Regions from separate parts of the Homo sapiens genome. Here region 1 is linked to region 2. The links are chromatin loops, found by intact Hi-C in ENCODE. Cell type or tissue: right lobe of liver. All regions are shown on one strand. Links, peaks and the distances in the headings refer to the core of each region. The heading gives the core; the rest is flanking DNA.

Evidence for each region. Hi-C counts contacts between places; a loop is a spot of excess contacts. Peaks named below come from ENCODE experiments on the same cell type or tissue, not always from the same donor. Only the 100,000 strongest peaks of a DNase experiment are listed, where the experiment ranks them.
Region 1: it touches region 2 in a loop (2.2-fold over the local background); 2 of 110 quality-filtered maps call a loop at or near these places.

The regions. Positions count from the first base shown.
Region 1 is chr22:43,395,029-43,406,818 of GRCh38, forward strand. It overlaps LINC01639 (long intergenic non-protein coding RNA 1639), which reads left to right and starts at 5,303. Exons shown (of 4, transcript NR_146918.1): 1 at 5,303-5,426; 2 at 7,077-7,203; 3 at 9,751-9,854. In right lobe of liver, for the core only: a CTCF peak has its summit at 5,523; DNase peaks (open chromatin) are centred at 2,243, 4,544 and 5,113; H3K4me3 peaks cover 290 bases; H3K27ac peaks cover 2,742 bases.
Region 2 is chr22:43,470,342-43,482,131 of GRCh38, forward strand. It overlaps MPPED1 (metallophosphoesterase domain containing 1), which reads left to right. Exons shown (of 7, transcript NM_001044370.2): 4 at 4,395-4,620. Among named protein-coding and RNA genes, the nearest start is that of EFCAB6-AS1, 40 kb to the right of the region's middle. In right lobe of liver, for the core only: a CTCF peak has its summit at 6,222 (motif pointing left); DNase peaks (open chromatin) are centred at 4,260, 6,200 and 9,040; H3K4me3 peaks cover 1,376 bases; H3K27ac peaks cover 3,348 bases.

The DNA.
Region 1 (11,790 bases), core at 1,979-9,978, 75 kb before region 2:
TTTCCATTGAGTGCTTACCACCTGCTTGCTGCTGCCTGGAACTCCATCTTGGGTACTTTTTTCCACAGTCCTGTGGCACAGGGCCTGATGTTATCAGCCTCATTTTACAGATGAAGAAACTGAGGCTCAGAGAGGATGCCAGGCCTCCCCTAGGTGCCATGGTTCTCACCACACAGATGAGGGAATGAGGCTGGATCCCAGCTCCTCCTGAATCGCAGGCAGCCTTGGCCAGCAGGCTGCTGGGCTTTCTCTGCCTCCCTTCTTCTTCCTGCTTGTTCCAAGATATGTCATCCTGCCAAGCGCTGGGGCTTAAGGCAGTCGAGACGAGAGTTGGGTCTTGGGGAAATTCTGGGCAGGAGAATGCTGGTGGGGGGGGCTCTGAGAGCAGAGGGGGCTCCTTGTGGCTCCCTCCCACCCCAGCCGCTCAGCGTGGATAGTAGAGGTGACCTTGGTACAGACATGGAGTTTCACCAGCCTGGAAGGGAGGGCCTGGATGCCAGGGGCTGGTGATGTTGTCCCTGTTTCCAGCTCTGCCCAGCACGGCTCCAGCCCAGTGTGGGGGGGTCCGATGGGGCTGAAGCCTTGGGAAACTCGAAGGCCTCTCAGTGGAGGGGACAGCTGGGCCAGACATGTGGACCAGTGGGAGGGATAGCTGTCCTGGCTCTGCCTGAGATGGGACCCCAGGGCTGCCAGCCTCCTAAGGGACAGAGACATTGGGATCGGCCCTGGTGAGCCCTGGGTAGGTCCTCGGGAAGCCACCTCCCTACCACAGTAAAGCACTGTGCCCTCCTCCTTTCACCCGGGCTTGGTGGGTCAAATCCAGGCTCTACCCGGCCTGGTGGCTCAGGCGCGATTTCCTCTTGTATTCCAGGGGTCTGGCAACAGTCATCTCTCAGGGGTTGTGAGGATGAAGGCAGGTGTGTAAGGCACCCTCACCCTCCTCTGGGCCCACAGTTCCTGGCACCTCCCTTGGTCCCAGCACAGTGATGACAGTGAGGTACCACCATCTGTCACCTGCGGAGTTCACAGGCTGTGCTGGGCGCTTTTCTTTAGTTCTTCTTCTTCTTATTTTTTTTTTTTTTTTTTGAGACAGAGTCTTGCTCTGTCGCCCAGGCTGGAGTGCAGTGGCACGATCTCGGTTCACTGCAAGCTGCGCCTCCTGGGTTCATGCCATTCTCCTGCCTCAGCCTACCGAATAGTTGGGACTACAGGCGTCCCCCACCACGCCCATCTAATTTTTCTTTGTATTTTTAGTAGAGACGGGGTTTCACCATGTTAGCCAGGATGGTCTCGATCTCCTGACCTCATGATCTGCCTGCCTCGGCCTCCCAAAGTGCTGGGATTACAGACGTGAGCCACGGCGCCCAGCTGGATACTTTTCTAAATGCTCTACTGCCCTGACTTATTTAATCCTCATGCTGGCCCTGCGAGGTGGAGACTAAGATTGGCATCTTCCCATTTTACAGATGAAGGAGAAAGGGGCCCGGAGCCGCACAGTGATTGCCCGAGGTCACCACCCGGCCCCTGAGTGGTGGGGCTGGGCGCCTGGCTCAGAGCCTGAGGTCCTGGCCTCTCTTCCAGGCTTCTGTTTCGCCCCCTGGGTAGAAGCTGCTCCTTCACCTCCACCACTGGCAGGAGCAGAGAGGCCCAAACCAGGGCTGCTTGTCAAAGGGATGAGGGAGGGCTGGAATGGCCTTTGCTGGGGCGGCGCTCACAGTGATTAGAGTCTGGGGTGATGTGGCAGGCAGGGAGGTGAGGACAGAGAGAGTGGGGAGCTGATGAGGCTGGGGGTGGTGGGCCCTTGGCTGGGGCAGGGCCTGGGGCAGGAAGCAGGATCGGTCCTGCATCTCTGTTAAGAGCCGGGCTGCTCAGCAGCAGGCGCCATGGCAGCCGAATCCCAGGCAGAAGGAAGCAGCCTGCGGAGGGTGAGCAGGCACCAGCGGCTGCCCTGTAGCCAGGGCACTCCGCCGCCACCGCACACGGCACAGGCTGAGCGCTGGGGGCAAATACAGCTCAGCAATGCTCCGCGCTGCGGGTGGCAGCAAGAACCCCTGGGGCTGGGGGCAAACACCAGGCCTGGCACCTGGGCGTCTGCACCTCCCTGAAGCTGAATCCACGGCACAATCTCTGCTCAGCCTCTGTTTGCAGTGTAAACACCCGCTTTCCTGTGCGGGCCGCCTGGTCCTGCCCGCCCTCCCTCACTGCGAGGGGTGCAAGGGGAGGGGCGTCCACTTGGCTCCTGCAGTGTCCTGGGCCCGTGGGTGGCTGTGTTTGAACGTGAGCTTCAGATGGGCTGTTTGTGTGGCACCAATGACTGCCGCCAAAGAGAGGGAGAAGGCTGGGACCACGTTGGCACTGGTCAGCCTGGAGGGTGCAGACACAGGCCAAGGGCTAGCGACAGCCTGGAAAACTGGCATGGTGTGGGCACAGTAAGCAGAGGGCATGGTGCAGACGAAGGCAGGGAACCAGGAACTCAATCCTGGATCACATTTATAGGAAATATCAGGACCCTGGAGTGAGCGATGTGAGGCTGGGCTCTGCACTGGATCACCTGTGCCTCTTTTGCTGGTGCTGAGCTCAATACCTGACATAAACAGGGGCCCTCGCTCTCCAGGCAACTATCCAAAGGGGGGCCCCTTAATCCTCATCTTCCTGGCAGATGGGCATAGAAAGCCCATTTTGCAGATGAGGAAACTGAGGTTTTGACATGGTGTCCGGACTTGCCCAAGGTTGTGCAGGGGGCAGGTGGCAGGTGGCAGAGTCAGAACGGGAATCTTGGTCCAACAAGTGCCAAAGCTCCCACAATAGTCCTGGAATTGCCCTCGTTGAGAACTCAAATGCCCACTGCCTCCTTCCTGAGGTTGTTGGTGTGCAGGGCTGCCGGTGTGCGGGGCTGCTGGTGTGCGGGGTTGCTGGTATGTGGGGTTGCTGGTGTTGGCTTGCTAGTGAGTGTGGTTGCTGTTCTCTGGAGTTCATTTGCTGGTGGTGACCAGAGTGGGCATCTGCCCAGGACATCCGGGGCTTGGCAGGAGCTGACCCCACCTGAGGCCTCCATGTGAGAGCTGGGGCACCTGCAGGCTGGGCTCTTCCTGGCCTCCCCAGGCCGGGCTAAAGAGGGCATCATGGTCAAGCAGAGGTCTGGCTCAGGCCCCTGGAAGGAGGGCCAAGGCCTGAGGAGAGGAAGTCTAACCAGTCTCCCCCACTATGGCCATGACATTCACTGGAAGTAGCAGTTGGGATGTGGTCAGGGCCAGGAAGAGAGGCTGGACACCAAGGTCCTGATCCTGGTCCCAGCTCTGCCATGGATGTGCCCCTTGGATGAGCTGCTTCCCCTCATTTTCCATCTGTCAAATGTGGATGACCTTGGCTTTGCTAGGTGGCCCTGGGAACACAGCACAGCCATTTCCCAACACATTTCAGACAGTGGTCTCTTCTAGCCAAGGAAACCTCTGCCCCCGATGGACACTGGAGTCATTATTCTCAACATAATGGAGGATCGCTCCCGAGTGCTGGAGACTCAGAGGCATAGGGAGATGCCTCGTTTTTCGGGGGATGTCTCCCCTTCTTATCACCATCATCCTAGCCCCCATGGGGACCCTCTCCTCAAGGTCCCCTATGGCATCCCATTGCTAAGTCCAAGTTCTCCTACAGGATCTGGTCTCACCCCTCCCTGCTCTCCCCGCACTCCTTCCTCTGCACCCTTCTCCTGGATTTTGGGTTCCTCAGGACCCAGTCCTGGCCCCCTCTCTTCTGGCCATTTCCTATAAGATCCTGACTACTCCCGTGGCCTCCTGGGCCACCTGTGTCACTGCCAGTCACCCCTAAGTCCCCGATCAAAGCTCAGGCCTCTCTCCTTGTGGCCCCTGCCCTCTAGCCAGCTCTCTTGTGTACCCCACAGAACCTCATGCTCAAGTGTTTCCAACTGAACTCTTCATCCTCCCCCTAGCTGGCTTCCTGCCCTCGATCCCCCCATGTCACCCAGCGAGCCCCACTGGGTGTCCTGGAGGAGCCCAGGCCGGTGGCTCCTCTCCCTCTACCTGTCCTCAGTGGCCTGGGTTCAGCTGCTCACCCTCTATCTCTCCCTGTCCACTCCCTCCCTCCTCCCAGTCATCTCCTGGGCTCCTATTACCAGTGTCATTGTTGGAAACAGGGGTCTCTCATGTCTGTCTTGCTGCATGGACCGAAGTCCGTCGGCCGCCTCGGGGGTCCTCTCCATTGGGACATTACCCTACTTCCTCTCCACCAGGGCACACCTGGTACACACCTCCACTGGGGACCTACCACACCTCTTCTTCCTCCTCTTCACCAGGGCACACGTGGCTCCCTCCCACTGCAGGGCCTTTGTCTGGGTTGATCCAGAGACGCAAGGACACAGTGCCCAGGGATCTTTCCTTGGGGGCCTGTCCACCTCCCTCCTGTAAAATGGGAAGCTGCGTGTCGGTGACTGCCTCGCCCACAGGCTCTTTCTTCTCTGGGACTGGCCAGACTCCCTCCAGATGGCCCCACCCCTGCCATGGCTGATTGGTCCAGGCTGGACACGTGACCCAAGTGAAACCCAATGGGATTCTCTCCTGTGATTCTGAACCCGGGGAGGAGACCTGGAGCCTGGAGGTGGCAGCGACTTGGGAGCCGCGTGGGCCTGTCTGTTCCACACACTGCCTTCTTGCCCCTTCCTTCAACCTATGGCCCCCTCAGAGGACAACCTTTTTCCTTAAACTCCTCGGACGAGGTTCCTGTGGCAGCCGAGAGAGTCACGCAGCGGGGGTGCCTTCCCCGCCTGTGGGGGAGCCCCAGGCGGCCCGCACAGTCTCGTGGTGGTCGGGCCTGGCCACGTGTGCTCCTCGGTCCCCATGTGGCCCCAGCAGGGCGCCCGCCTCCCTCCCAGGGCTTCCTCCCCCAGGAGGGATAGCAGGAAGGCAGGCAAGGACAGGACCTGAGTCCACACCTCGTCCGCGGTCACCTGCCTGACCAGGAGGAAGGGGAGGGGACAGGAGTGATTCCACGGAGGTCACCTGGGAGCTGGGGCTGGGCGACCCCAGGGCTGGATGACCTCAGGGCTGGGTGACCTCAGGGCTGGGTGATCTCAGGGCTGGGTGACTTCAAGGCTGGGTGACCTCAGGGCTGGATGACCTCAGGGCTGGGTGACCCCAGGGCTGACTATTGGCGGAGCACCTGGGGTGGGTGCCATGGGCACCTGAGAGGGAACTTTGACCTGAGCGGAGGTCAGAACCCTCCTCTGAGGAAGTGCCCCACCCCACTGAGCTCCCAGAGGCTGGTGGCAGGTTGAACAGGGGACTATGCCAGCAGAGGGACTGCCTTCCAGAGACTTTGGATCATCACCACGATGGGTTGATTTTACAAATTTAGCCACTGTCACCGGAGGCCTGGCTGAACTTCAGAGTTTCTTCTCCAGCGTCGGTTTCTTGGTTTGTAATGGGGAGGGCTGGATCCCCCTGCACTGATACTCCCATGGCATGGCTGCGGGAGGGGCGCCCATCCTGCTGGCCTGGTGGCTGTGGAGCGGCCGGAGGTGGCGTGTGCCAAAGCTGCTGCTGGTGCTCCCTCTGGCTGCCTTGGGGTGATGACAGGAGCTGACGGCTTGGCAGCAGCTCCCAGGGAGGCAGCAGCCGGGCTGGCGGCGGGTGGTGGCGGTGGTGGGAGGGGGCTTCTGGAGAGAACAAAGCACTGAGGATGCTGGGCTCCAGGGGCGACAGAGGAGTGGGGGATGGGGGCAGGGTTCTGGAGTGTGTGGCCCACAGGGAGGCCATGGCACGGGTGTGTGTGCGGGTGTAGGATTTGGAACCCACCTCGTGGTTGTGTGAGCCCAGGCAGGTCACTTAGCCTCTCTGGGCCTCAGTTTCCACAGTTGTGCAATTGGAACAATACCATCATTACATTATTGTATCCCCAGTGCTGAGAGTAGTGAGTGGCACAGAGTAGGCATTCACTGAATTTTTCTGGAGTCAACAAATCAATAGGTTTGATGGAAGACGGAACTGGCTAATTCATGCTCAGCTCAGTGATGGGCCCATGTTCGTTCTAGAGAAGCAGTATCTTTGTTATTGCTGCTGTGATTGTTTATCAAGGGTGCAGAGGACTGAGCCAGCATGGAGTCCCAGGGCAGGAGAAGAAAGTTGGTCAGTGCATCTGGATGAGGCTGGACTCTGGGACCAGACCATGGAGACTTGAGGGCCACAGCCGGGCGGCTGAGAGTGGGGGAGGGGCCCATATGCCAGGAGTGAGCAGGATGAGGTCTGAGCAAGACCACACTAGACACCAGGGAGAACGTTGGTGGCCCTGGCCTGGCCTGAGGAGGCAGGGAAGCAGAGAGGGCACCTGCGATGGCTGTTTAAGGAAACTCAGTTGAGGAGGTGGATGAGATGGGGCAGGAGTAGGAGGGTGAGGTGGGAGGGACAGAGGCCTGTTTCTTAGGTCAGTTGATGCGAGCAAGTATGAATGCAGATGGAGAGGGGTGGGTGCACCGGGCGTACCTGAAGGTGTGGAGAAGTGGGGTACCAAGTAGAGGGCTCTTGAGGGAGGCAGACACTGGAGGGGAGAGAGGAGTTTCAGGAAGGGCTGCAGCTTAGGGTTTAGGCTGGTGAGGGTTTCCTTGGTTCAGTGAGATACAAAGTATGCTTGTCTTCAAGGCAGAGAACTGGAGACCCCACGAGCTGTGAGGAGAGGAAGGTCTGGGGAGAGATGGCAGTGTGGAGGTGGCAGAGCCCTGCTGGACCACAGTGTGGCCCTGGTCAGCTCCAGACCCAGCCCTACAGGGACGTAATTGCCTCTGGGAGCCCAGTGGGTCTTTCACAGGGAGATACCAGCTTCTGTGGCAAGCTTTGAGATAACCATCCAAACTTCCAGCTGCCATTTTGCCTGTGGGGCACAGGTTCTGGGGGCACCCTGCAAGGCTGGCAGTCCCCAGGGCTCCATTGCATTTTGGGGAAACTGAGTGGTGGACACTGGGGTGGGGACAGGGAGCAGGAACTCCAGGCCTGGCCTGGTGCGGAGGCTGCTTTACCAGTTTGCTGTATGCATGGGTCAGTTCACCTCTTTGTTCACTTATATGCCCACAGATTGCCTAAAGTTCCTTCCAGTCTAATACTCTGGGATTCTGGGCCAGTTTCTGGTCTGTCACAGCTGAATAAGAGTGCAAGGGCAGGAGTGGAATGTTCAGACTGCTCCAAGAGGACCTTGGCCCAGGTAGGAGTGGCGAGTGGATATTGTTTCTAGGGCCAAGCCCTCAGAATGGCTGCCTGGAGCCCTGTGCAAGGATTCTAGTTTAATAGGAAAGAGTTCTGTGATTGATTAGTGATGTCTGCTGTGGACACACAGTGGGAGGTATAGAGTTTGAGTAGTTTCTGCACTGCCCCTGCCTGGGCTTTTTCTTTTGCTAGTGGCACTAGAACTGGGTGCCACTCCAGCCCTACCAGAGACTCAAGGTGTGACCTTGGGTAAGTCCATTCTTCCAGCCCAATTTTGTCATCTGTAAACTGGAGATAATACTGCCATCTTTCCTGGTGGTTATGAGGATTAAATGCATAATTTGTGCAGAGTGACCAGCTCAAGGGGGATGCTCAAACATAGCAGCTTTGATCTCTGTGAGTGGTTTGCAGGGTCAGGGTGGTCAGGGGAGTATAGGGATGGGAGTCAGGAGGGAGGCTGAGCGCTGTCCCCTTGGGTGATGGCCTGGGGACTGCACATGCACACATACCTTTCTCCTCCCCTCTGCTGCCTGCAGAGTGGTGTCAGGGAGTGGAAGTATGTGGAGGTTGGGGTCATGCAGATCTGGGCAGGGTTGCAATGCACCCTTGGCCAAGTCATTCAGTGCCTCTGACCTCACTTGACTCATTGGCAAAATAGATTCTTTCCTGATGAATTAGATAGTAAAGTTTATCAGCAGCCTCTGCAGCCTCAGGTAATAGGCATTAACAATCCTGGACAGAAAACATAAAAGTTTCTTTTTAGTCTTGCCCTCACACCTTGACCTCCTCTTCAGGAGCCATTTATCCTTTCCTGGAATCTGAGGAGAGAATATTTCCTCTCCTACACTTCCTTCTTCTTCAGCATGGGTCTCAGTTTTCCTATTTGTACAGTGGAGGAATAGAGTGGGGTTGGAGAAGGGCACTGAGGTCCCCACCAGGTCTAACTTTATTCTTTTTTTTTTTTTTTTGAGACAGAGTCTCACTCTGTTGCCCAGGCTGGAGTGCAGTGGTATGATCTCAGCTCACTGTAACCTCTGCCTCCTGGGTTCAAGTGATTCTCGTGCCTCAGCCTCCTGAGTAGCTGGGATTACAAGTGCCCGCCACCACACGTGGCTAATTTTTGTATTTTTAGTAGAGACAGGGTTTCACCATGTTGGCCAGGCTGGTCTTGAACTCTTGACCTCAGGTGATCCACCCGCCTCAGTCTTCCAAAGTGCTGAGATCACAGGCTTGGGCCACTGGACCTTAATTCAACTACGCTGTTAGAAAATAGCTGGAAACATTTGGAGTAGGGTGTGAATGACTGCCATGGCAGACACATGACACTGCCTAGCTGGGTTCTGTGTCATCCACACCCTGCTAAGAGCTGCATTTGGCCTGAGCTGGTCTGGCTTCCTCACCTTGAGGGGAAAGAGAGACTGGGGCTCATCCAGAGAAGGGCAGGGGTGTGCAGCCAGGTTAGCCAAGACAGCTGCAGGGCAGGCTGTGGAGCCTGGGGAGGAAGAGGCTCAGGGAGTTCCACTGATGGCCCCAAGGCTCCCTGGGGAACCCAGGAGGGAGCTGAGGGTGCTGTGCAGTCCTGGAGGTGGAGTGAGAAGCAAAGGGAGAAGTTCCAAGCTCAACAGAAGAAAAAACTTCTCACAGGTAGATGTTCCCAAAGGTAGAACAGGTCCCAGGCAGGGGAAAAGCAGTGGGCAAAGGGAGCAGGTGGACCTTGCAGGAATGCAGGGGAGAGGCCTATTTTCTGAGGAGGGCAGCAGGGGGCAGCTGCAAAGTTTGTCTGGTGCTATTTCCCCAGCACTGCTCCTTCTCCCCAGCTCTACTGTCCCTTCCCCACCTCTTCTGTCCCTCCCCCACCTCTACTGTCCCTCCCCAGCTCTCCTGTCCCTCCTCCAGTCCTACTGTCCCTCCCCCAGCTCTACTGTCCCTCCTCCACCTCTTCTGTCCCTCCCCCAGCTCTCCTGTCCCTCCCCAGCTTCTGTCCCTCCCCCACCTCTACTGTCCCTCCCCCAGCTCTCCTGTCCCTCCCCAGCTTCTCTGTCCCTCCCCTACCTCTACTGTCCTTCCCCAGCTCTCCTGACCCTCCCCCCGGCTCCACTGTACCTCCCCAGCTCTCCTGACCCTCCCCACCTCAATTATCCCTTCCCTAGCTCTCCTGTTCTTCCCCAGCTCCTCTGTGCCTCCCCCAGCTCTGTGATCTCTCCCAAGTTCTCCTGCATTGTCTCCTTGGGAAAGTGCCTCTCACCATTGGATAATGGCTTCCGTTTTAGGGTGCTTTCCCAGGATCCTCTGTCTGATGCATCCTGGTGCATGCTGTGTTGACTGAGTGTCTTCTGGGTAGTAGGAATGGAGATGCAGGTCCCATAGTGCATAGCATGGGACCTGTTGTGGTTGGGGAGGCTGGGGCAGGCACCTGCTGGCTGTCCTGGGGACCACCGCTGATTGGTACTTGCTGGAATCAGAGCTGGCACTAGGCAGTTCACGGTCCTGATTCCATGCCATTGGCACAACCTTGCAGGGCAGTGTCTTTTCCTTCATGTTACAGGTGAGGCAGCAGGCCGGCACCCTGCCCACAACCACATAGAGGGCCCAGGCTTGTCTGACGCCTCAGGCTGTGCTCTCTCCAGCTCACTGCGGTGCCTCTCCCAGGTGAGGGATACTGGGAGTGGGACTTCTGGCAGGAGAGGAATGGGGTGGGGCTCTGGGTGGTGCTGGTTTGGGCTCTCAGAAGGCGCCTGCATGGCGGGAAGCCTCAGCTGTGTGCTGCTGGACCTCAGGCCCATCCAGCTGCCTCCTTCGCTCTTGATTCCACCCAAGGTTCACAGGCCCAGACCCTACCACTGGCCGTGGGCCAAGGTCGAGGACAGAGCAGCCACAGCCTATGGTGGGCCAGGAGGGGGAGGTTGCCTGGGTGAGCATATCTTTGGCAGGACAGGCAGGACCCCCTCCCCAAACAGGATGCTGGGCAGGGTGAGCCGGGAGCTCAGTGAGGCCTGAGGGTGGGGAGGGCCGGAGGGACTGCAGGCGGATTCGGGAGCAGGTGGACAGGACCTGGGTACTGCCCGATGCAGGAGTAAGGGACAGGGGACAGGGCATGGGGATGCACAGATTTTGGTTCTCACTGCCCTGGAAGAAGCTGCCCGCTCTGAGCTGCTGCCTCCTGCCTTCATCTTCCAGCCCTCTGCACCCCCGAACATTCGCTGCAGGGTCTGCTTGGTCCTGGCCAGGACACTCGTGCCAAGACTCAGGCCCATGTCCCGAGCCCTTTCTTATCCGAGCCACCCATGGACCTGTCTGGTGTGGGTGAGGGTGGTGTTTGGGGCTGGGGGTGGGCAGAGATCTGGGTCTGGGCTTTCATGGCTGGAGCCAGGACCTCCCTCACTCATCCCTTTCCTGGGTCCCAGGAGCAAACCCTGTTTGGCTCCTTCTTTCCCCACATTTGACTCTGGCACCACTGTTGACCTGGCTCTGGGGTCAGACTACTGGACTTGAACCCAGGGTTCCTGCTGCTGGCCCCCACACCTGGGCCTTCTGTGGGTGGCATGGGCAAATGAGCCTGCGGTAGGGGCAGCTCTGGAGATGTCAATCCCAGAGAGAAGAGGACACAGGGGACCTGCCATGAGCTGGTGAGCTCACCCAAACTCCCACGGTAGGGAAAAATGTCCCCAGTGATAAGGGCCTGGTTTTCAGAGCCTGATGCCCCAGGCTCTGCAACTTACTCTCTGGGTGGGGATACTGAGCTCGGGGATGTTAGACAAATCAGAAGCTCAGCTGGAGGGGGTGACTGGAAGCCTGTGGACCTCATAGTGTCCCAGTTCATGCCACCGTTGCCACCACTCCACAGTGAACAGGTTGGGTGGTCATGAGGATTGAATGAGGAGCCCAGCACAGCCCCTAGGCTGAGCAAATGCTTAGCAAGGGTCAGCTGGTGTTGTGGAGACTGCGATGCCACAAGCCATGTAGCTCTGGCCTTTCTGCCTCGGGGGGACCCCTCCTCGCTATCCCTCTGTCCCCGCCCCACACTCTGTCCCTTGGATTGCTGCCTCTGCTTTGCACTTGGCTTTCAGTCTTCCGCCTCTGCCCACTGCCTGAGGGATCTCCCCAGGGCGGGTCCTGGCCCCGACCACTTTCCCTGGTGTTCTTCTCTGTGGCCACTGACAGTGCAGCGAAGAGGGGCCGCCTCTGCCTCCCAGGCACTCTCTGAGCAAGCCTCCCCTTTGGTTCCTGCCTCTAGGCCTTTGCTTCTGCTCCCTCTGCCCGTTATGCCCTCTCTGCCCTTGTCAAGGGCACTCTCCAAGCTCCTCTCCTCTCTGCTTTCCAGGAGGGACGGGAGGCCCCACTGTGCTCCTCAGCCCGTGTGCCCCTCGGCCTGGCAGGGCATGGTCATTGTGTTCTCAAGCCTCACAGCCTCTGGACCTCTTGCTCAAGGGCAGGGCTGGGCCCAAATGCCTCTGAGTCTCTGGCTTTGCTTGGCCCAGAGGAGGAGGCAGAGACAACTGCAGAGGTGGGCTGAGTCTGAACCACCTCCTGGCTTGCCCCATGCTGTGCCCATTTTTCAGAAAAGGAAACTGAGGCCCTGAGTGTT
Region 2 (11,790 bases), core at 1,358-9,357:
CATGTATGCATCTATATATCTATCCATCTACAAAGCACCCATTCATCCACTCATCCATCTGTCTATCTGTAAGCCATCCATTCATCCATCCGTCCATCTATAAACCATCCATCCATGTACCCATCCATCCATGTGTGCATCTACATATCCATCCATCTGTAAACCAACCATTCATTCATCCATGCATGCATCCATCTATCCATGTGTGCATCCATATATCCATCCATCTATAAACGATTTATCCATCCATGCATCCATCCATCCACTGAGAGGCGGGGTAGCATGATGGTGCAGAGTACACCTCAGGATACCGCCATAGGGTCTACCAAATGTCCATTGTCCTCTGTAATTGTCAGTCATTTTGCTATTGATTTGTCTCATCTTAGGCAAGCTCTCTCTGGGCCTCAGTTTCGCCAGGTTTACCTGGGGATAGTAACACTTAAGTGTCTGTGAAGGTTATGCACAGCTGGTGAATTGCCAAGTCCAGGTGGACACCCACAGGCATTCTTGTGACTTTGGACTCAGAGGGATGTGGTGCTGGACAGTTTCTGTGTTCATAAGTGGATGTCCCTTTGCCTCCAAGCCATGGAGCAGACAGTGTTTGAGGGTGTCACCCCAGCAGGTGGTGGCTCCTGCCCTGCTCCCTTGCATTATGTATGGGAGCTGGGCCTTGTGCCCCATCCACCCTTTTCTGGGAGGGAAAAAGCCTCAGTCATCAGCTGCTGAGGTGAGAAGAAGAGGGGAGAGCTGACAGCTTCTGCGCTCCGCCCAATCCCCAGTAGTCGGGAGCTGCAGAAATAAATGAAACTGTACAGTTGGAGTAATTTGCTAATTTGCTTCAGTAACACCCCCAGTCAAAGACATGACATAAATACATGAGCACTGGCTCTGCACCCCCAGCTTGGGCTGCAGGATGGATGGGTGATGTGAAGTGGAAATGTGGTGAATCAGAGCCCGAAGGCAGCGATGGTGGCCACCCCCAACCCGAGCTGGGGGCTCTGGCTGCCTCCCTGCTGCAGTGTGTTTGGGGAGGGGCTCGATGAGGGGTCTGCTGGCCTTGGAGGAGTCTGAGGTGCCCGTCTAGAGGGGTGGGGTCAGCTGGACCAGCGTCCCCCTCCACAGCCGTGGGGCCTGGGTGGGTTTCCCAGCCTTTGAGCCTCATTCTGCTCAGCTGCAAAGAGGAGATAATAAAACCAAGTACCTTGGGGGTGCTCTAGGGAAATGAGATCTCAGCTCTCCACCAGCGGTCCAGAAGTGGCCATCTTTCCTGCTGTGTCCTCCCGGACCCACTACCAGCTGCTCAGGCCCACGCAGCCCTCTTCCCTCCTCTCCGCAGCCTGAGCCTCACTGGAGAGGGCTTCTCTGTACCATGCCTGGTCGCACTGTGGGGCTGTGGGAGGCTTCATTCGCCAGACTCCTGCTGGGGCCTGCTAGGGACAGAGCTGGGGGAAGCAAACACGCCTGCATCCATGTTCTTGGAGCTCTCCCATGAGCACAGCAAGCAGAGTTCCCAGCGTCCATCAGGGTGGGCTCTGATGTACAAGAGGAGGGTCAGGGAGGTGGAAGGGGCTTGTAGAATCTCATCCCAGCAGCCTGACTGGAAGAACCTCGGGCCAGGGCCAGGCTGTTCCCTTCATGTCCCCAGGGACAGAAACCCAAATGCCTGTTAAGAGTGGGCGGTACCTTCAAATGAATGAAGTGGACTGGGTGTGAGACGGTAGGGACAGGTGGGGATTGGGGCCAGCTGGACGCATTCATCCTGTCCAAGGGGACACAGACACTCAGCACTTCCTGACTGGACCAGTTAAATTGTATTTATTTCTTTATTTTTAGAAAACAGAAGTAATGAAATGTTATTAGGAATCTCTCAAATTTTTGATGTTGGCAACAAATTCAAGTTTTAAAAAAAAGTTGTGCCAAACAAAATATGTCTGTGGATGGGTCTGGCCTGCCTGCTTCTAGTTTGCAAACTCTGGCCCAGGGAAGCTCTTTGGTTTTTTTGAACATCAAAATTTTGTACATTTCCATTGATTATCTTCTATAATATCAGAACAGTCCTGCAAGGTCGCTGTTACTTTTCTCATTTTACAGGTAAGGAAACTGAGGCACAGGGAAGCTAAGTCGTACAGCGGGTTGGTGGCAGAGTGGGTCTGGGATCCAGGCTGCTGGAGCTGAGATTCTGTGGCCTGCTAAGTACCAGTGGCCCCCATGTACCAGTGGTCCCCCGCCCCAGAGTTGATAAATCCCGAAGAAGAAAGAGCAGTGCTTTCTTTCTCAAACCTGTGAAGCAGTCTGAGGTGGTTGGTGAGTCAGCTATGAGTAGATTGGGATTTTCTGCCTGTTCTGAAGAAAACTTCTGTCTCGCCTTGGGGTTCCCTTTCTTACCGCCCTGGCCCACCCTCCCTGGCCAGGCTGGGACCTGGCCATTTGCCGTGGCCATAGGGCACGTGGTTAGACAGACGGCACAGGTCTCATCTAGCTGGGGGTAGAGAAGAAGCTTATAACGGGGCACTGGACCCTTCTATTTCCTTGCTATTAGGATATAATAATGGCTGTAGTTATAGGACATGTACTGCTGTAAACCTCACTCTACCCTTCCCTGGAGCTCACGTAAGGGCTGGGGAGGCGAGCTCTTCCTAGAGTGCTTCCTGAGAGCTGAGTGTGATGGCACATCTTCCGAGTCTCAGCCCATATTGCAAGCATCCGTTTCCAATAAGAAAAACAATCCTTAGTATTTGGAGCAGAGGCATTTCTGGAATTTGGTTCCCCATGGAATGCTCACACAGCGGAAGAGGTAGAGTTTTTGGTCATGGTGGAAAAGGCTCTGCTGTTCCTGGGCTGCTGTGTTGTCCCAGGGGACAGACCACGGTGCCCGTGCTGCTGGGCATTGCCCCGGGAGGGTGAGGAGTGAAGGGGGTGTCAGGGGCTCATTGGAGCCTGATGGCCAGACAAGTGTTCTGGCACCTTGCCCTGTGTGTGCTTTAGCAGATGAAGGTCATGGTCTTCCAGGGATAGAGGGGATGCCTCGCGAGGTGTCGGTCTTTGTTAGCCACAGTTACTGCTTTGTGAACTGGTTATGGAATGTCACCATTTTCCTGTCTGGGTCCCCATCCACCCCGAGGCCCCTGTGCTGTGCTGGCGTCTTTGCTACTTGCCTGACCCTCCAGGTCACTCTCGGCCCAGGAGGGGCCAGGAGAAAGGCTTGGGTCTCCAAGTGCACTTTCAACATTTCATTTTTTATCCAAATCAGGGCTTACAGGTACCATCTTGACTCTCCAGGCCCATGAGTGCCCAGCAGCTGAGGCTGGTGGGGAGTGGGGAGTCAGGGGCCCAAGCCTGGGGTCAGGCTGGCTCTCAGATGGAGTAGGGGGCAGGGGCGAGTGGCGTTTACTGAGACCGAACAGCTGTGGTGGTCTTGCGCCTGCATAGAGCCAGCCTGGTGGGTGAGGCCTGCCGGGCAGCTGCCGAGAAACCAGCCCCCAGCCAGTCTCTCTTGGGTGACAGTGCACACTCCTGCCTAGGGCATCCAGAAAACTGGACCCCAGAGAGAGAAAGATGTGTACCTTGGAAGAACTACCCAAAAGTTCGCACACAGCAAAGCTGGAATGACACTATTGTAATTCAGTGGCTGTATACATAGACATTTTTGTTTTGATTCCATCTAGATTTTGTTTTGGCTTTGAATTTCCATGGCAGTAGGGGTGGGTACTATAATGTTTCCTGAGTGTGGGGTCTCCAAACATTTGAACTGGGCTCTGCAAAGACCTTGCAATTCCTTTTGGAAAGTGGAGGATAAAGAGTCCAAGATACCCAGGGGGTGGGGGCCTGGGACCGTGAGGCCAGTGACAGCTAGGGCTGGGGATGCAGCGTGGGGGTCTTCTTCCAGTAGAAAACTAGTCCAGACAGAAGAAACTGAGGCAGAGAAGTCCCAGGATGAGGCCAGGCACTCTGCAGCTCAGCAGCCTGGGAGGAACCTGTCCAGCCTCTTCCCGATGATCTCAGGGGGCCGATGGCCAGTGGAGGCCTGGACAGGCAGGACTGTGGGGACAGTGATCAGGCTGCTGCCTCCTTTGATCTGATGAAGACACCTGTTGGGGGCCTGGCAGCAGGTACCCCTGTCAGCGATTCCAGCAGCTTCCTCCTGCCCGCCCCTCTCTCAGCCATGCTGTGGCTTCTGGACAAGCTGACAGCTGTGTGCTGTGTGTCTGTCTGTGTCCACCCCTGCAGGCAGCCTGCCCTATGAGTACAAGATCGTGATCGCGGGCAACCACGAGCTGACCTTTGACCAGGAGTTCATGCAGCTTCCTCCTGCCCGCCCCTCTCTCAGCCGTGCTGTGGCTTCTGGACAAGCTGACGGCTGTGTGCTGTGTGTCTGTCTGTGTCCACCCCTGCAGGCAGCCTGCCCTACGAGTACAAGATCGTGATCGCAGGCAACCACGAGCTGACCTTTGACCAGGAGTTCATGGCCGACCTCATCAAGCAGGACTTTTACTACTTCCCATCTGTGTCGAAGCTGAAGCCGGAGAACTATGAGAATGTGCAGTCGCTGCTGACCAACTGCATCTACCTTCAGGACTCGGAGGTCACCGTGCGGGGCTTCCGGATCTATGGCTCCCCATGGTGAGTGGGCCTGGGTGCTGGTCCTGCCTGCTGGTGAGACCAGAGCTGAGGCTGAGCGCAGGGGGTGTAGGGGATGGGAGTAGCAGCAGGGAGCTCCGGATGCGAGGCTCAGGACTGAATCTTGACCCCTTACCCTCTGTGTGACCTAGGCAGGTCACCGCTGCTCTCTGGGCCTGTTTTCCCACATCTCACTGAAAATAGTATTATCAGCTGTAACCTGTGTTATGCTATGCTGTACTAGCTCACTTACAGGCAGGTACTATTATCTCCATTTTACAGGTGAGGAAACTGAGGCCCACAGTGGGTGAGGACCTTGCCAAAGGTCACACAGCTAGGAAGGGGCAGAGCTGGGATTAAACCCAAGCAATTTGGTTCCAGAACCCCTGCCTTTAATGAATATTCTATAATGCTAGGAATCTTTCTCTAATGCTGTCTTCCTGCTCCATACAAAAAAAGATGCATATGTCAGGGGCTGGGGGAGATGATGATCGTAATAATGATGATATTGGTGATGATGGTGATGGTGATGATGGTGGTGATGATCATCATGATGATGGTTGTGGTGGTGGTGGTGGTGGTGATGTGATGGTGATGGTGGTGATGATGATGGTTGTGGTGGTGGTGGTGGTGGTGATGGTGGTGATGATGGTGGTGATGGTGATGATGGTGGTGATGATCGTCATGATGATGGTTGTGGTGGTGATGTGGTGATGGTGATGTGGTGATGGTGATGATGGTGGTGGTGATGATGGTGGTGATGGTGATGATGATGGTTGTGGTGGTGGTGGTGGTGGTGATGATGATGATGAGGGTGAGGGTGAGGGTGATGATAGTATGGTGATGGTGGTGGTGTGATGATGATATTGAGGGTAGTGATGGTGATAATGATGGTGATGATGATGGCGATGCTGCTGATGATGGTGATGATGGTGGTTATGCTGATGGTGATGATGGTGAAGATGGTGATGGTGGTATGGTGATGATGTGATGATGGTAATGAGGATGATTACGGTGGTGGTGGTAGTGATGGTGGTGATGATGATGGTGGTGGTGGTGGTGTGATCATAATGGTGAGGGTAGTGATGGTGATAATGATGGTGATGATCATGGTGGGGGTGGTGGTGATGATGATGATGGTGATGGCAGGAAATAATTTCTGAGCAATTACAGTAATCTGGGCCCTAGGCTAAAGGCTCTATAAACCTTATCTCTAATCCTTACTCAGCCCTGTGAGGACTGATTTATTATCCCTATTCTATAGGTGGACAGAATGAGCGGCCACAGGGTGCCCAGTGCTGGCAGGGTGAGGTGGGCTTCATACATGGAAGGGCAAGATCACATATGCTTAAAAGTGTGGCTTGATCCTGGAAGGCTCCCTGGAGGAGGTGGGGTAACCTGAGCCTTGAGGGAAGAGAAGGGTATTCACAGGCAGGGAGGAGTAACGTGGCCTGAGGCTGCACTATCAGGAAGCAGCACAGTCAGCGAGGCTAAGGAGCCCTTTAGAGGCACAAAGGGCTTGCCTGGGTGGAAGGACTTCAGAGAGAGCTACTGCCAGCACAGAGCATCTGGGAAACCCCTGTGGCCCTGGTTGGTGCCTCATGGTGACCACCTAGTGGCTGGAGGCGGCAGGCAGATTTAGGACCTGGTTTCATCTTGCCATAGCCTCCTCATGGAGCAGAGGGGAAGGTGGGGAGGTGCAGGGCTGTCTCATCTTCCCTGGCCTCGGCAGGTGCCTGCTGTCATCTCCCTGGACTTCACGATGTACAGGGTCTTGGTGAACCCTCCCTGCAGCCAGTGAGGTCCCAGACAAGGACCTCTGGGCACTTGAGGATGTGATGAGGTCAGTACCAAGGACAAGGAGAGGAGGGGAGGTGGCTGAGTCTGCCTCACCGGCCACTAGAGCTCAGATCTGGAGAAGTCTGATAGGCCAAAAACCAGGAGGGCCGTCTAGAAGGAGGACCCAGCAAGCTTTCCCCTTGACCCCCCTACCAGCCAGGTGCACACACACAGCCTGTGCCATGCCAGGGAGTGGGAGAAGCCGAAGGACAGAGAAGGGAACTCGAGCCCAGGAGGTGGGTTCAGGGGCCCTGCTACCCTGCTCCAGAAGGGGTTTGGTGAGATCCAGGAGGGCTCCCTGTTGGAGGGGGCATTTGAACTGGGGCCAAAAGAGGCATGAGATTTCCACAGGCAGAGGAGGCAGAGGGAGACCACATGTCTGAACCTCTGTTATGTGTCAGGCCCTGTGCCAGGCTCTTCTTGGGCCTGTCACTTGACAGCCCTTAACACAAGGGCTGAACGCCCCCTCTCTCCATCCCGCAAGGGAGGCTGTGAGCTGGTGCTCCTCCTGTTCCTCTCAGGCCCTGTCTGGGGCTGGGAGCAGGTGGTGGAGGTGAGACCTGGGCTCATTTGTTGGGCAAGTTTCACTCAGTTTCCAACCGGGGTGAGCAGATTGCCTGCGTCTGCTGCTGTGGTGCCACGGAATGGATGCCAAGCCACTCTGGCCGCTACCCTCCCCTGGGAGGCTGGGTCCCTGCCACCATGCCCCAGCAGAGAGTGTCTGGGAAACCCCTGGGCTGCCCTGGTTGGTGCCACATGGTGGCCACCTGGCGGCTGGAGGCTGTGGGCAGATTTAGGACCTGGTCTCATCTTGCCACGGCCTCCTCATGGAGCAGAGGGGAAGATGGGGAGGTGCAGGGCTGTCTCATCTTCCCTGGCCTCGGCAGGTGCCTGCTGTCATCTCCCTGGACTTCACGATGTACAGGGTCTTGGTGAACCCTCCCTGCAGCCAGTGAGGTCCCAGACAAGGGCCTTTGGGTACTGGAGGCTGTTCAAATTGGGATACCACCACTTTTCAGCTGTGTGACTTTGGGCAGGTGGCTCAGCCTCTCTGGTCTTTCTGTGTAGTGGGGAAACGACACCGCCTGCCTTGTTGGGGGGTTGTGAGGTCTGCTTGGGCCCATCCAGGTGAAGGCCTGGCTCAAAGGAAGGCCCTGGAGAGTGGCTGTGGTCATTTATTATTACTGGGGTGCTCCTTGGGGAGCGAGGAAGAGGATAACTATTTAGTTTTATTCCACAAACCCCAAGGCAGGGCTAGGCCTGCAATTACCCCATTTTACAGAAGGGCAGGTAGAGGTTCAGGCAGGGATGTGGCTTGTCCAGGGCACCCGCGGGGTGGCCCTTCAGGCTGCCAGTCCTAGCTCTTCCTGCTCCAGGGCGGAGGCCATTCAGTGGCCTTTTTGAACGTATCCCGTGTGGCAGGCCTCCGTTCTCAGAACAGCCTTTGGGTGCATATGGGCCTTTTTGGCCCCCTGAGGAGATTGAGGCCTGGGGATTGAGCTGATATCCTCATGCCCTCAGGAATAAACTTGTTAATTCATTCATCAAGGATGTACAGAGTGCCAGGGAGACCCTGGGGACATGGTGTGGACAGACAGACACTGCTGCTGCCTTCATGGGGTTTACGTTCTCGTGGGAGACAGTCAACAACCAATTCCATCATCAATAAGAGCCATGAAGGAGGGGCCTTGGGTGCTGGGGTCAGGGGAGGCTTCCCATGGGGAAAGCCAGAGGTTGAAGAGATACAGGCAGCTAAGTGCAGCTGAAAGGGTGTGGCAGGCAGAGGGAACAGCCTGGGCAAAGGCCAGGAGACTTGAGAGGGCCTGGGGCATTTTGGGGACCACAGAGCTGAGTGTGGCTTCCGGGGGCCTGGGTGGATGACAGCAAGAGAGCAGAGACTGGGCAGCCAGATTGTGTTTGGTGCCGCCAGAACCCAGGTCCCTGGGTCCCCGGCCATACCCCCGTCCACCCACCGTGCTGCTGGTAGCCAGGACTTTGCGGGGCGGCCTTCTCCCTTGAGGGTGTCAGGTAGCCTGTCTGAGCCCTGGGCTTCCCAGTAAGTGGGAAGGTGACATGACGTGATCTAGGGAGCGTGCGACACTACCCTACGAGAGTCTCTTGGTAGAGAGGGACCCTCAGCTGCCGGTATCCCCAGGTGATGCTAGAAGCTCCACAATTGGAAGTGGCATTAACCAGCCCCTAAAACTGTATTCACGGCTGAAGAACCCGCCGGCCTGGCTGCTGATCCTGCCTGGTGTCGAGTGGGGTGTGGGGGGGTTGTGCACCCCCTCCCCAGCTGTCTGTTGAGGTTCTGGCTGGGGCCCTCCACTCCCCTGGCGCCGGCCACCCGGGCATATGGCAGCTCATTCGGGGGGTGCAGGTGATGGAGCTGCTTGTGATCATTGTGAAGTTCAGATGTTCCAGATTTTCCTTTTCTTCCCCTCTGCCCTCAACATATTGGCTACCACGTGGACTGCAGGAGGCATTCCCTCCAGCTTTAGAAGCACAGTTAGACCAGCAGGCAGGGAGCAGGGATGAAACAAACACTAGCAATGAGTGACCTAATAGCTGCTGCAGCTGGACATGTGGGCAGGGCCGACCAGGCTGAGGGGCAGACGTGTTCACCATGTGGCCTTAGGAGGTAGACGGCAGAGCAGAGGACAGAGGGAAGTGACAGGAGGCAGTCTCACCAGTGAGGGAAGACTCCCCCATAGGCAGGCGCCCAGGGGAGAGGTGATGTGGCCTTACCAAGCAGTGAGCTGCCCATCACGAGGGGCATGCAAGCAGGGGGTCTGCTGTGGGTGGGCCTAGTGCCCTTCCAGCCCCTTCCCCTTTACAGGGCCACAGTTCCTCTGCCTGTGGCTGGAAATTCCCCCTTAAGCAGAGGGATGCATGGACCCATTCCCAGGAGGTCCTCTCTCTGCTAGACTTGGAGGCTAGCCTTGATATTGAGGGCTTTACATAGCAAGCTAGAAAGGGGAAGCAAAAAGCAAACATATGGTTATAGCAACTGGCTTTTCTTCTGTTACCACTAAGAGATACTCTGCTTGGGAGAATGGTAGGTCAGATTTTCTTTTTCCCTGGAGATGGGGTCTTGCTCTGTCACCCTAGCTGGAGTACAGTGGTACAGTCACAGCTCACTGCGGCCTCGACTGCCTGGGCTCAAGTGATCCCCCCACCTCAGCCTCCCAAGTATCTGGGACCACAGGTATGTACCACCACGCCCGGCTGATTTTTAAAATTATTTGTAGAGATGGGGTCTCATGTTGTTGCCCAGACTGATTTCAAACTCCTGGGCTCAAGCAGTCCTCAGTGGGTTAGATCGTAATGGTTTTGACTTCCTTGTTTGTTGAGCCACACACTCTGAGGCCCGCTGTGGTTTGTCACGTGCCTGGCTCTGTGCAGGGCTCGGGAGACCCTGAAATGGATCAAGCCTGCCTCCCAGGAGCTCAGGTTTGACAAGGGCCTATAACTACTGGGGGCAGGGGCCTGTGACTGTTGGCATCCTCTGCTTACCCAGCCTTTGCACAAGCCAGACCCCCTGCTCAGTGCTTGCTCGCATGTTCTCATTCAGTCCTTGCAGTGGGTTGATTCTCACGGGTGTGTGCTGGTGCAGTGTCTCTGGGTGGTTTTCATTTGCATTCCCCTAATGACCAGTGAGGCCGAGAATCTCTTCCCATGTTGATTGGCCACTTAGATTTCCTCTTTTGGGAAGTGCTCAAGTCTTTTGTCCATTAAAAACAATAATTGGATTGTTTGTCTTTTTCTTACTGGTTCATGGAGATTCTTCATGTATTCTGATTATGAGTATGAGCCTTTTCCCAGTTGTGATGTTACTAATAGCTTTTCCCCCTCTGTGACCTCTCTTTCCCCTGTCTTAGCAGAGCCTTTGGGTGAACGGAAGTTTTAAATTTTGGTGTAGTCAAATATCTTCGTGTTTTTCTTTGTGATAAATGCTTTTGGTACCTTATTGCAGAGATCTTCTGTTCTCTGAAATAATGAAGACTTATTTCTTTTTCTTTTCTTTTCTTTTTTTTTTTTTTTGAGATGGAGTCTCACTCTGTCGCCTAGGTTAGAGTGCAATGGCATGATCTCGGCTCACTGCAACCTCTGCCTCCTGGGTTTAAGTGATTCTCCTGCCTCAGCCTCCTGAGTAGCTTGGATTACAGGTAGCTGCCATCATGCCCAGCTAATTTTTGTATTTTTGTAGAGACAGGGTTTCACCATGTTGGCCAGGCTGATCTTAAACTCCTGACCTCAAGTGATCCACCTGCCTCGGCCTCCCAGAGTGCTGGGATTATAGGCATGAGCCACCTTGCCTGGCCCTGTTTCTATATTGTCTTCCAGAACTTTTGCTGTTTTGCCTCTTATGTTCAGGTGTTGGATCCACTGGAAATGATTGTGTTGATGGTGTGAGATAGGGATCTTGTTCAGGGTTTTTCCACATGGACACCCTCCTGGCCTAGCACCATGTGTAGAAAGCCTATCCTCTTTACTCCTACCACCCTTATCTGACACGTGGGGTCTGTGTCTGGCTTCTCTCTCCTCCATTGGGCCATTCAGTGTAGGACCGCCCTGTCTTTATTACTCCGGCAGTTGATTTATCTTCTCTTTATCCTACTAGGGCGTCTGAGGCTTCATAGGGGCAGGGACCCAGATCTCTCTTTCTCATAGACCTAACTCCAGTGCCCAGTACAGAGTCTGGTTCCTCATAATAAGTATTTGTTGGATGAATGAATGAGTGGATGAGTGACCAAATGGATGGATGGCAAGCTGTGGGGACTCAGTTAAAATCCAGGCCAGGTTTATTCTCCTGCGATTGAACCTTTCTGGGGTTCCTCCCAGGCCTGTCACCAGCTCCCTCCCCTCTGTTTCCTTCTTCCTCTTCCGTGCTGCTCTCTCTAAAGCAAGGCCTAACTGTGCCCCCTGCTGGCTTGCCATGTCGCCCCCTTGATACCATCCCCTTCACCCTCAAGCTGAAGGCCAGATGCCCCCTCCTGTGTCCCCTGGATCTTGGGCCCTGCCCTCCCCAGCAAGGGTTCCATCACAGCATCATCACTAATGGGGGCAGGGCCATAACCACCGCTGTGCCCTGCACTTACCAAGCCTTTCAGTCTGTTCAGGCAAGAAGGGATGAAAGTCTCATTAGGGTGGCGTGTTTGTGCTGCCCCCTCCCAGGGCGCCGTGACGTTCCAGGGCTCAGGGAGGCCGTTTGTGGACCCTCAGGTGCAGCCGGTGTTGGGCCTTCGCTGAGAGCAGCTTAGCGGAAGGGGGCGGGAACCAACTGCAGGAGAAGAGGAAGAACTCAGCTGGTACAAAATCCCAAGTGTTAAA